Linked DNA regions of Homo sapiens: region 1 is linked to region 2. Evidence: chromatin loops called from intact Hi-C (ENCODE). Cell type or tissue: ascending aorta. All regions are shown on one strand.

Region 1 (5,000 bases), 81 kb after region 2:
CCTAAAGTAATTCCTAAATACTCACTCATTCTATGTCATCTTTTGAAAGTGGAATCCGTCCCATCCCTGAGTTTCCGCACGGGGGCATGACCCAGCGAACCTCACCACGGCTGCGGCTCCCATCAGGTGACCCTGAAGTGACGGCCCGGGAACCTGCTCGCTGTCCTGTCTGAATTTCCTCCTTGGGGGGGGCTATGAGTTATCTGGAAAACTAAGCACTAATTTCTTCTGTTTTCCTAAATTTGGTTTCTGAAGAAGCCTTAAAATATGTCTTCAGAAGAAAGATTGACCGTGGAGACACAGGCTCTTTCGAGATGTCTGTTCACAATAAAGGACCAAAGATCAACGAGGCTTTATGGCTGCACCAAGAGTGGTTAACTTTAAATGGAAGCAGCCTGTGAGCTCAGTGTGGTACCTGGCGCCGAGGACACTTTCCGATAAGTCTTGGTCCATTTCCAAACACCGAGGTGAGGTCAGCCCAGAGAAAGTGGGAGGGCTTTCTGAGCAGGAGCAGAAGCTGGGATTGGAGCTCAGAGCTCCCCAGCTTCGCGTTCCCTCCCTGGTCCGTGAGCTGACAGTTGTCACAGCCTCCTGCTCAGGTGTCATGGGTGTTCAGCTCAGACTGTGCCGGCACCTTCCAGAACCTTCTGTAACTTTAGCAGGTCCAGATCTAATGGAGATCACTGACCTAATCAAAGTGGTCAAAACTGCTTAAAAGAAACCCAGGTCTCTTTGAGACCCTCCTGGGAGCAGGGGTGCCCCTCTAGGCAGGGGAGCATTGCATGTGAGGCCCACGGCATGGCACTGCGCGGGCGTCTGAGGAAACATCACCGGGCCGGCATCTGCGTGCTCTCCTCTCCTCCCACGCCCTCTGCATGGCCAACCCCCTCGCCGCCCACTGTCCACATCCCAGGCCCAGCTCCTCCTACAGTGAAGGGGGACCTGGGGGAGTGGCTGGGCCCCAGCTGAGCTGGCAGCCCAGGGTGGGTGGCGGTGAGTTCCGGCTGGTGGAGAGCTGGCGTCCGGCAGGCGCGGTGGACATCTGCATATGTGGGTGCCAAAGCTCCGCCTTGAAGGCAGCTAGAGACAGGTGCAGAAAAGGGGAACAGGAAGTGGACGGCGGGGAAAGGACACGGGCCACGCCACTGCACAGGGGCCAGCACGTCCCTCTCCCCGGAGCCCACACACCTCTGCGGAGGCTGCAACACTGCCCAGCAATGGCGTTTCCTTCCATGCGGGTCTCTCCAATGCTCTAGTTCTCCGCTTTCTCCGTACAGGACACTGCAAGAAGCACAGACACCTGGCACGGCAGTGGAGACCGACAACCCTGTCCACTCCAGCAGAGAAAAGGAGCTGAAAAGAACCAGACATCACAGTGAACACAGCAACAAAAGAAAAGGCCGCCATGAGAGAGAAAGGGAGGGAGGGAGGGACGGAGAGAGAGACAGAGAGGCAGAGACAGAGGGAGAGAGATAAGAGAGACAGAGACACACGGAGGGAGATGGAGAGAGAGAGAGATGGACGGAGAGATGGAGAGAGGGACAGAGAAACAGAGCGAGGAAGGGAGGGAGACGGAGAGAGATGGATGGAGAGAGGGACAGAGATTCAGAGACGGAGGGAGACAAAGAGGCAGAGACAGGGAGGAAGGGAGACAGAGAGACAGACTGAGAAAGAGACAGACCGAGAGACAGAGACAGAGAGAGGGATAGAGATACAGAGAAAGACCGAGAGAGAGGGGAGGGAGTTCAGACCCTCCGTGCGTTTATGAGCCTTCGAGCACATTTTTGAGGGGCAGTCAGACTAGTGCTTTCAATTTTTCTTTTAATCCAGCATAAACACCTAATTAACAGATAGGCTCTGACAAACATTTCTGAGCTCTTTTCTTAAATTAAAACACATAAAAAACACCTGCCCATGCGCCCCCTCACCCAACCCTCACACGCACGCCGCTGCCCTGTGGCTGCTGGTCAGGCCGAGCGAACTGCCAGGTGACGACGCTTCCTCCTGCCCGGCACCCTCTGTCCGTCCATCCCTCCCTCCAGCCAGGTGACCAGGCTTCCTCCCACCAGGCGCCCTCCGTCCGTCCGTCCCTCCCTCCCTCCACCTTTTTTCTCCAGCCTTCTGCCAAGAGGAAATAACTCAGCTGCACTGGGAGTCTGGGAATCCCAGAAAACAATCTGAAATCCACAAAAATAATTGAAGTTCACTTTTACTGAGCTGTTCAGTTCCATTCTGATTTTTATTACAATGTCAACAAGAGTTTAATTTGTTTTAAAGTTTGGGTTCTTAAATCTGAGTGATATACGGTAGTTTACAGCCCGCTGGCAGCAGCTACTGTGGAAAAGGGAAAGTACATAACAGGGATCCTCCGCCTGACGCGGCGACTGCGGCTGCGGGGAGCCCGGCCAGAGCGACGGCCCCCAGCTTCCCGCGGGACGGTGGCCACGTGACGGACGTGTTTCCCTCCACAGCCAGCTCCTCCGAAAGCTCCCAAAACCTAACTTCTCACGTAAAAGCACTGCGGATGCGAATGCGCTCACTAACGTTTACTATTTCAGAGGGCGAGGGAGAAGGTTTTTCTTTACTGACTCGTGAGGCTTCTTGCAACACATCACGGGTGGGGGTGCAGAAGCCTGGTGTCCTTTCTAGGGCTCCGGGGGACGTGCGTCAGGAACCCACACATTTGTCCCCTGGCCCAGGGCTCGTCTGTGCGCCTGCTGAGACACTGCCAGGGAGGACATCTGGGCCCATCGGTGCCAGCTGAACAGACACTGGGCTGAACTGCAAACCCATCCACTTGAGGGGTGAGGTCTTCATGGTGCTGCCCCGGAGGGCAGGGGCTCCCTTGGCAGAGGCTGCGCCAGCCAGCGCTGCACACCGTCAGCCCCATGTCTGTGGGGAGCCACAGCCTGCCGGCCACGCCTGCCTGATTTACGCGGCCGCTCGCATGGCTCCACCGGCCCCGGCACAGCCCTCTAACCCGCAGTCCAGGCTGCTGTGCCTTCTCCCTCCCTGCCACCAGCTCTGAGTGCAGCCTCGGGAACTGAGCTGCTGCCAAGGGCTGGGAGCCGTGCGGTTTCCAGGCCCTACTTCCTGCCATATCTAAAATAACAGCAGCTGGGAGGGCCTGATAGGGCCTGTCTGGGGCGAAGACTTCACCTCTGGGGTGGGACGCGGGCCAGGGGCTGATAACCCCCTCCCCGCAGTGCCTGGCGACAGCGTCCTGCTCCATCAGCTCCGTTTCGGAACAAAGAGAGCCCAGCCACAGCTCTGGGGTGATAACTAGGGGAGGGCTGGCCCGGCCGCTGGGTCCATTGTCCCAGTATCAGGCTTTGATTATGGGTCCGGGGCCTGGTGGGCGGATCTTTGGAAGGGGATACACTTTCTTTGTCCCTTACTGTGTGTGAGTGTCCACACTGTAATCTGGAAGGAAGGAAGAACCCTGTTTCAGAATTAAACTGAAAAGGATCAAGAGATTCTCAAAATTCCACACCCAGACCTCCAGTAATGCAACACAGAACCACCCAGAAGCCAGGCAGGAAGTGGCTGAGAAGTTCATGCTCCCGTCTGTGTTTCTAAAGAGATTTCTTAATTAAGCAACACAATAAGTAACTGGGAAGCACACACATTTTTATTCCCTACGAGAAATTCTGTCATGAACACTGTCATTTAAAAATAGAGCTAGACTCCTCCTAACACTCCCTACAGGACATGGTCCAGGGACCGTGTGTTGGACGTGATGGCTTCAAGCCCAATTCCCCCAGCACTGAGCATCTTCAGAGGCCAATGAACCACGTTATGAAACCACACTCAGCTCTCAGGCCCTGTGAAGAGAGGCTCCAAGGGCTGTGTGGAGGGCAGACGGACCCACACCCCTGGGGAGGGCATATCAGAGCAGGTGCCGGGCCAGCACAGAGGGTCCCTGGGAGAGGCCTGGTCACCGGAGGTGGGAAGATGGGGGGACAAGGCGCACAGTCCCAGTGTCTTTGCTGGGGAAGCTCAGGAGCATCTGTCCACGGAGGGAGGGGCTGACACGCAGGTGCCCACAGCCGCTGCTCGGCCGAGACCACTGTTCCTCTCCACACTGCGGCTGAGGAGGCAACTGAAACCACGCCACAGGCTCAGACCCCACGGCGAACCGCTCTTTATAAGGAGTCCTTTTTCTTGCATTAACAAAATGCTCAAAACTCAGTTGAAGAAAAGTAAAAAGCACGTGGCATTGCTAGGGTCTCCCAGCCCCTCCCTAAACACACAGCATTCTACGGAGGCACGTTTCACACAGGTAATGCACCCTTGAGAAGGGCACAAAATTCAGTGATTTTTGGTAAAGGTGCCCAGTTGTGCCACCATCACTGCAGGTGTCAGAACACTTCCATCACCCAAGGGGCTCGTCCACCACCTCTTCCCACAAAGCGGTCTCCTGCCTCTTCCCTCATCCAAGGGCCTCCAGCACCACCTCCTCCCACGCAGCAGTCTCCTGCCTCTTCCCTCACCCAAGGGCCTCCAGCACCACCTCCTCCCACACAGCAGTCTCCTGCCTCTTCCCTCACCCAAGGGTCTCATCCACCACCTCCTCCCACACAGCAGTCTCCTGCCTCTTCCCTCACCCAAGGGCCTCCAGCACCACCTCCTCCCACACAGCAGTCTCCTGCCTCTTCCATCACCCAAGGGTCTCGTCCACCACCTCCTCCCACGCAGCAGTCTCCTGCCTCTTCCATCACCCAAGGGTCTCATCCACCACCTCCTCCCACACAGCAGTCTCCTGCCTCTTCCCTCACCCAAGGGCCTCCAGCACCACCTCCTCCCACACAGCAGTCTCCTGCCTCTTCCATCACCCAAGGGCCTCCAGCATCACCTCCTCCCACGCAGCAGTCTCCTGCCTCTTCTCTCACCCAAGGGCCTCCAGCACCACCTCCTCCCACGCAGCAGTCTCCTGCCTCTTCCATCACCCAAGGGCCTCCAGCATCACCTCCTCCCACGCAGCAGTCTCCTGCCTCTTC
Region 2 (5,000 bases):
CTATTACTTTGGACAAACTTATCTATTAGATCAGTGGAGAATCGGAACAGTGTTTTTATCTTACTTTACTTTTTCCTCTTCCAATATTCTTCCTGTCTTTGGATCTGAGTAGTATTCTCACTCTAAAGAGCTTCCTTTCTCATTTCTCACAGGGCAGGTTTATTGACAACTGATTCCCTCAAGTTTTGTTTTTCTGGGAAAGTCTTTTTTTTCTCCTTCACTTTAAAGGATAACTTCACAGGGTACAGAATTGTAGGTTGGGGTCTATTTTTTCCTTTCTCAACACTTTAAATATTTCGTTTCATTCTTTTCCTGCTTGTGTGGTTTCCGAGCTTTCAAATGAAATGTCTGTCTTTGCTCCTCTGCAGCCGAGGCATCTGCATCCTCAGTTTGTCACTCATTCATTCACTTCTACCCCAAGTGGGCCCACAGCTGCTGCTGGAGAACGGAGGGGACGTCACCTTGTTCTTGCCTGCAGAAGCTGCAAGTCCAACAGCAAAGGGGACCTACTGCACGAGAATGAGGAGAGCTGCAGGGTGGGGGGCTCAGGCACCAACCCCCACCCCCCCCACCACCAAGGGCCTTCTAGGCAAGGCTCTCATGTGTGGAACGGAGGCCAGCTGGAGGGCAGGGCCAGGCACGTGTCCCAGCTGCTCCTCAGCGTGGCTTCCCCTCCCGAACAGAGCAGCTCACACAGTAACAGTGACAATAATCACAGTGGCTAGCGTGAGGTCGACACTCCTCGGGCGGGCACCATGCTCCTGTCGGACTCACATGAGTCAGCATTTGGATAACCCCTGCCTGTACCTCCACAGGGTTCTTAGGACAATGGGAAGAGCCTGTGTGAGTGTGGGAAAGGCAGCTGCAGGTCCCGTGCTGAGAAGGTCCCTCGCCTAGAAGCCAGTGCCTCTGGTCTGGTTCAGGCCCTGTCTGCACAGTGAGTCCAGCTGGCATCCATAGGAAGAAAGGGTGTTCCCCGGGCGTGCTCCAGAAGCAGCTACACATCTGTCGGGCTGCAGCAGAGGCTGCATCTCAGCGTGTTCCCTGGATGCCCCTGACCCTGTGACGGCTCAGAAACAGCAGCTGTGGGCAAACCACGGTGACGGCCATGTGGGCCCAGCTCCCTCCTGCTGCTCTGGCCAGAGCCCGTTGCCGTGGTGGCAGAGGCATCTCTGGATTTCCTGCTGCAGCAGGACAGAGTCCACATCAGGACTTGAATGTTCCCTGCAGCACAAGGAGGCGAGAGAGGTGGGTTCGAGTCCCGCTCCTGCACGGGTGAGGGTGGTGTCTGGATGTGGAGGCCAGGGCCTGGAAGCCTTCACCCCTCACCAGCAAGGTGGGCAGGTGCTGCGGCCGGGCCTGCAGTTCTGCTCCCCCGCTGCCCGGGTCCCCGGTTCTGCTCCCCCACTGCCCGGGTCCCCAGGCATGCACGGAGTCCTGGACTTTCACTCCCCTGGGCGGTCAGTGGGAGAGAGAGGCCTGGGGTCTCTGCTGAGGAATCATCGTGTCACTCGCCCTCCCTTCAGAGTTCGGGAAACTGAGGCAGGAGAGGCTGAAGTTGCCAGAGGTCACGCGCTAAGGAGCTGCAGAGCCAGCTTTGCGTCCCTCCCCTGTGGGGCCCCAGGAGGGCTGTGAGGCTGGGGAACCCACTGCGGGGTCCGGAGCTCCAGGATCTGGTGCTGAGGCCCTGGGAGGAAGAGGGAACCTACGGACTGCTCGTGGCTCCCCTACTCCCGGGGAAATGCAGGGAAACTGAAGCCTGGGCTGTCCCCTCTCCCAGCTGGCAGAGGGCCCTCAGGTACGATGGAGAGTGAGACATGCAGGGTGGGGAGGGCAGGGCAGGTGGCAGGGAGACATGGAGGGCGGGGAGGGCAGCAGGGACAGGCAAAAGGAAGCAGCCCCACCCCTCTATGCCAGGAGCACCCCATACCATGACTGTGACAGCCACAGATGCCTCCAGACATGACCACGTGTTCCCTGGGGACAGAACCACCGGGCAGAGCACGTCCAGGCTTCCGGGGATCCCCGGAGGTGGCTGCCTCCTCACGGCGTCTCCCCATCCTTCCCCATCTCCCTTCTCCCTCCCCCGTCCCTGGAAAGGTCTGCTTCAAACCTGTGAGAAATGACTAGGGGCGGCTGTAAAATCAAAACCTTCCCCTCAGGCCCAGAGGAAAAATGAGCCACTTCCATTTCTTGGCGCTTTTCCCTGTGAGCCTTGGACAAGCTTCCCGAGGCCTGGCCTCCGCCCAAGCAGCCGGTCCCTCCCAGGGGCCTCCCCGTCGGGCTTCCTCGTCCTAAATGGAGTTGGAGGCGCCTCAGCAAACCCAGCGATGGGGCGAGGATTTTCAGAGCGGGCCCTACCTGATGATGGGAGGGATCATGTTTTCTCCAATATTGCCAGAATAGCAGTGTTGTAAAGGTTGCTACAGAAACACCTCGGGTCAGCGCCGAGTCCAAAATAGAGCGTCTAGACAAACTCCTACTGTCTGACCTTCGACGTGTTTCCTAATCCATCCAATCTTGCCAAGCAAATTGGTGACTAAGCAGCAATTCCCTTTACACTCTGTCATAAAGGCCTGACGAGGCCCAGGCGCTGTGCTACATTTCAGTCTGGCTGTGGCGGCCGCTCCACCCGCACGGCTCCCACGTGGCTTCCCAGCGCGATGTGTGCCTGGGTCGCCATGAACTAATTTCAAGGCCGAGTCCAAAAGCCACAGGGCTGCCGGAAAACAGAACTCACTTTCAGCCAGCAGGGCCCCAGAGTTGACATAAAATGTGAAGAGGGAGTCTGGAGGCGGCTCTGGCGAAAACAAAATAGAAGTTGGGGACGGGCCGGCCCCAGTGGCCTCCCTCCGTGCAGGGGCTGGGAGGGGGTGGGGCAGCGGTTCTGCTAAATGAATAGAGCCAGCTGCTTGGCGAGGCCGAGCCCCTCCTCTGTCTCCCCTGCAATGCTCTGTCCTGAGCCTCTCAGTCACCTGTGTGAAGGGACTCAGACGCAAGGAGAGTTGTGCTCTGCTCTAAATAAGCACAGTGGAGACCCTGATGTGGTGGAATGGGGCGGCTTCCTTTTGCCCTGAGTCCGAGGCTCTGGGTTTCGGGCACTTGGGCTGGGCATGCTGCAGGTGGGACGGGGCTGAGGCTCCACTGGGCAGGGGCATGGAGCTGCAGAGCGGGCACTTTGCGGTGAGGGAGGTGGTGTAGGCTGGGCAGAGTGGGACGTGGGCGGCCTGGGGGACACTGAGATTCATGGGTCGGGGGCAGGGGCTGCCCCGGGTGCTGCCGCGGGTGCTGCCGCCGGCATGGCCACGCATCTGGCTTCTGTGCCTCTGGTGACCAGGCTATTTCCACAGATGGCAAAGCTGGCTGTAATTGGGGTTGCTTCCCCAGGGACAAACCACTGGTCCTAAAATGGAAGGCGAGGGAGGGGAGAAGACTGTTTTACTGGAAAAGAGGCCACTTTGCCAGAACCACGTTGGTGCCACAAAGTGAGGAATACCTGTCTCTCCACACTGGTGCCAGTTGGCCCATCGCTGTAGCTTAACTGTCCAAAAAAGGAAAAAGAAACACTTCCACCAGATAGTATAACTCTTGGACCGGAGAGTGAAGTGGAAGCCTCACTCTAAACCTTTCTGCAGCTGCACGCTGGGCCTGGCCGGAGTCCCGCCGAGCAGAGCGGAAAGTGAGCCGGTACCAGTGCTCGTGGCAGGGTGAGCCTTGCGTGTGCTGCGTCTTGAAGGGGGCGGCTTTGCGGCTTAGCATGTCGCTTTTCTATACATACCAGAAACGCAAGTTTTCCAGAGTCCTCTGGCCAGAGGTGGGTGAGGCATTGGCAGTTCTTCAGAAGACACAGAGAAGCCTACATGTTTCTCTGAATTTCTCATAAACTGCCCCTGGCTGGCGCTGAAGCTCCTTCAGAGGCAAAGAGCTTCAGACGGGCGATGCCTGCCCGTTGGCCCCTGGCAGACCTGCCAGCCTCCAGGCTGAGAGCAGGGTTCCAGCAGCATCTGAGCAGCCAGGCCCAGGTCTAGCCACCGCAGCCCGCACAGGCCTCTGCAGCCCCCGACTCAGCGGCATGGGTAAGCTTGGCTCCGCGGGGCCACAGCAGAGCCTGGAGACACAGAGGCTATCCCTGCAGTGGCACCTGGGAGATGCCACTAAGCCGTTGCCTGCAGCCATGACTCAGCCCAGCAGTCCAAGTGCTAGACGGAGAGCTGCTCCCATCTACGGGGTGCCCACTGGGTGGGCAGGAGTGGGGCAGGCGAGGGGAAAGCTCCTGCCCACATCTCCTGGGCTCTGCGGCCTGTGCTGCTGGGTGCAGGGGGGCAGTCCAGGGACTGAGCAGGACTGTGCCACGGTGAAGAAAATCCACCTCCACCAGGGCCTCCACCACCTCCATCAGGACTAGAAACTGAGCAGGACTGTGCCACAGTGAAGAAAATCCACCTCCACCAGGGCCTGACCCCTGCTTGGTGCTGAGTCTGCCTTGGTTCCCTCACCGGAAGGTGGGGAAAACGAGAGCCCCTCCCACAGATGTGTGTCCACACTGATAGTGAGGCTGGCGCTGCACAGCCCTGCCTGGGGCCCTGACACGCACGGCAGAACCTCCATAGGGGGCCGCTGGCCACCCCCCAGGTCTCCACTGCCACAACCTGGTGTTCGGGACTGGCCAAGGCCCGCAGGTGCCGGGGCAGCAGGGAGCCCCCGTCACAGCAGTGAAAGACACCAAGGGCCCCGTAGCCCCGTGCCAGGACTCTGGCCTCAGCTCCTGCAGCCTGCCCAAACAGCGCTTCCCGGGGGGCACTGTGAGGTCCCCCCAGTGCTGTCTCTGTAGAAGGACTTAACCTCACCTGAGGACTGGACGTCCCTTACCACCTCAATCCCGAGCCTGTGGTGTTTCCGCTTGCTTTAAACCAGGACCTATGGAGAAGCGCACCTGCTCCCCTGGCTTCGGTGTGGCCGCACTCACGGTGTCGGGAGGACGTGGACGTGCTGTACTGCAC

The links. Peaks named below come from ENCODE experiments on the same cell type or tissue, not always from the same donor. Only the 100,000 strongest peaks of a DNase experiment are listed, where the experiment ranks them.
Region 1: it touches region 2 in a loop (3-fold over the local background); 5 of 110 quality-filtered maps call a loop at or near these places.

Annotation. Positions count from the first base shown.
Region 1 is chr18:79,505,322-79,510,321 of GRCh38, reverse strand. The region is part of intron 9 of NFATC1 (nuclear factor of activated T cells 1); the gene reads right to left. Among named protein-coding and RNA genes, the nearest start is that of NFATC1, 110 kb to the right of the region's middle. RefSeq lists enhancers at 876-925, 996-1,085, 3,894-4,173. In ascending aorta, no CTCF peak of the experiment used is centred here; DNase peaks (open chromatin) are centred at 2,501, 3,081, 3,541, 3,711 and 2 weaker places; H3K4me3 peaks cover 2,521 bases; H3K27ac peaks cover 3,722 bases.
Region 2 is chr18:79,586,640-79,591,639 of GRCh38, reverse strand. LOC284240 (a long non-coding RNA gene) reads right to left here. Exons shown (of 4, transcript NR_148949.1): 4 at 2,622-5,000. Among named protein-coding and RNA genes, the nearest start is that of CTDP1-DT, 91 kb to the left of the region's middle. RefSeq lists an enhancer at 384-1,223. In ascending aorta, a CTCF peak has its summit at 2,757; DNase peaks (open chromatin) are centred at 2,619, 3,379, 4,299 and 4,459; H3K4me3 peaks cover 2,093 bases; H3K27ac peaks cover 4,249 bases.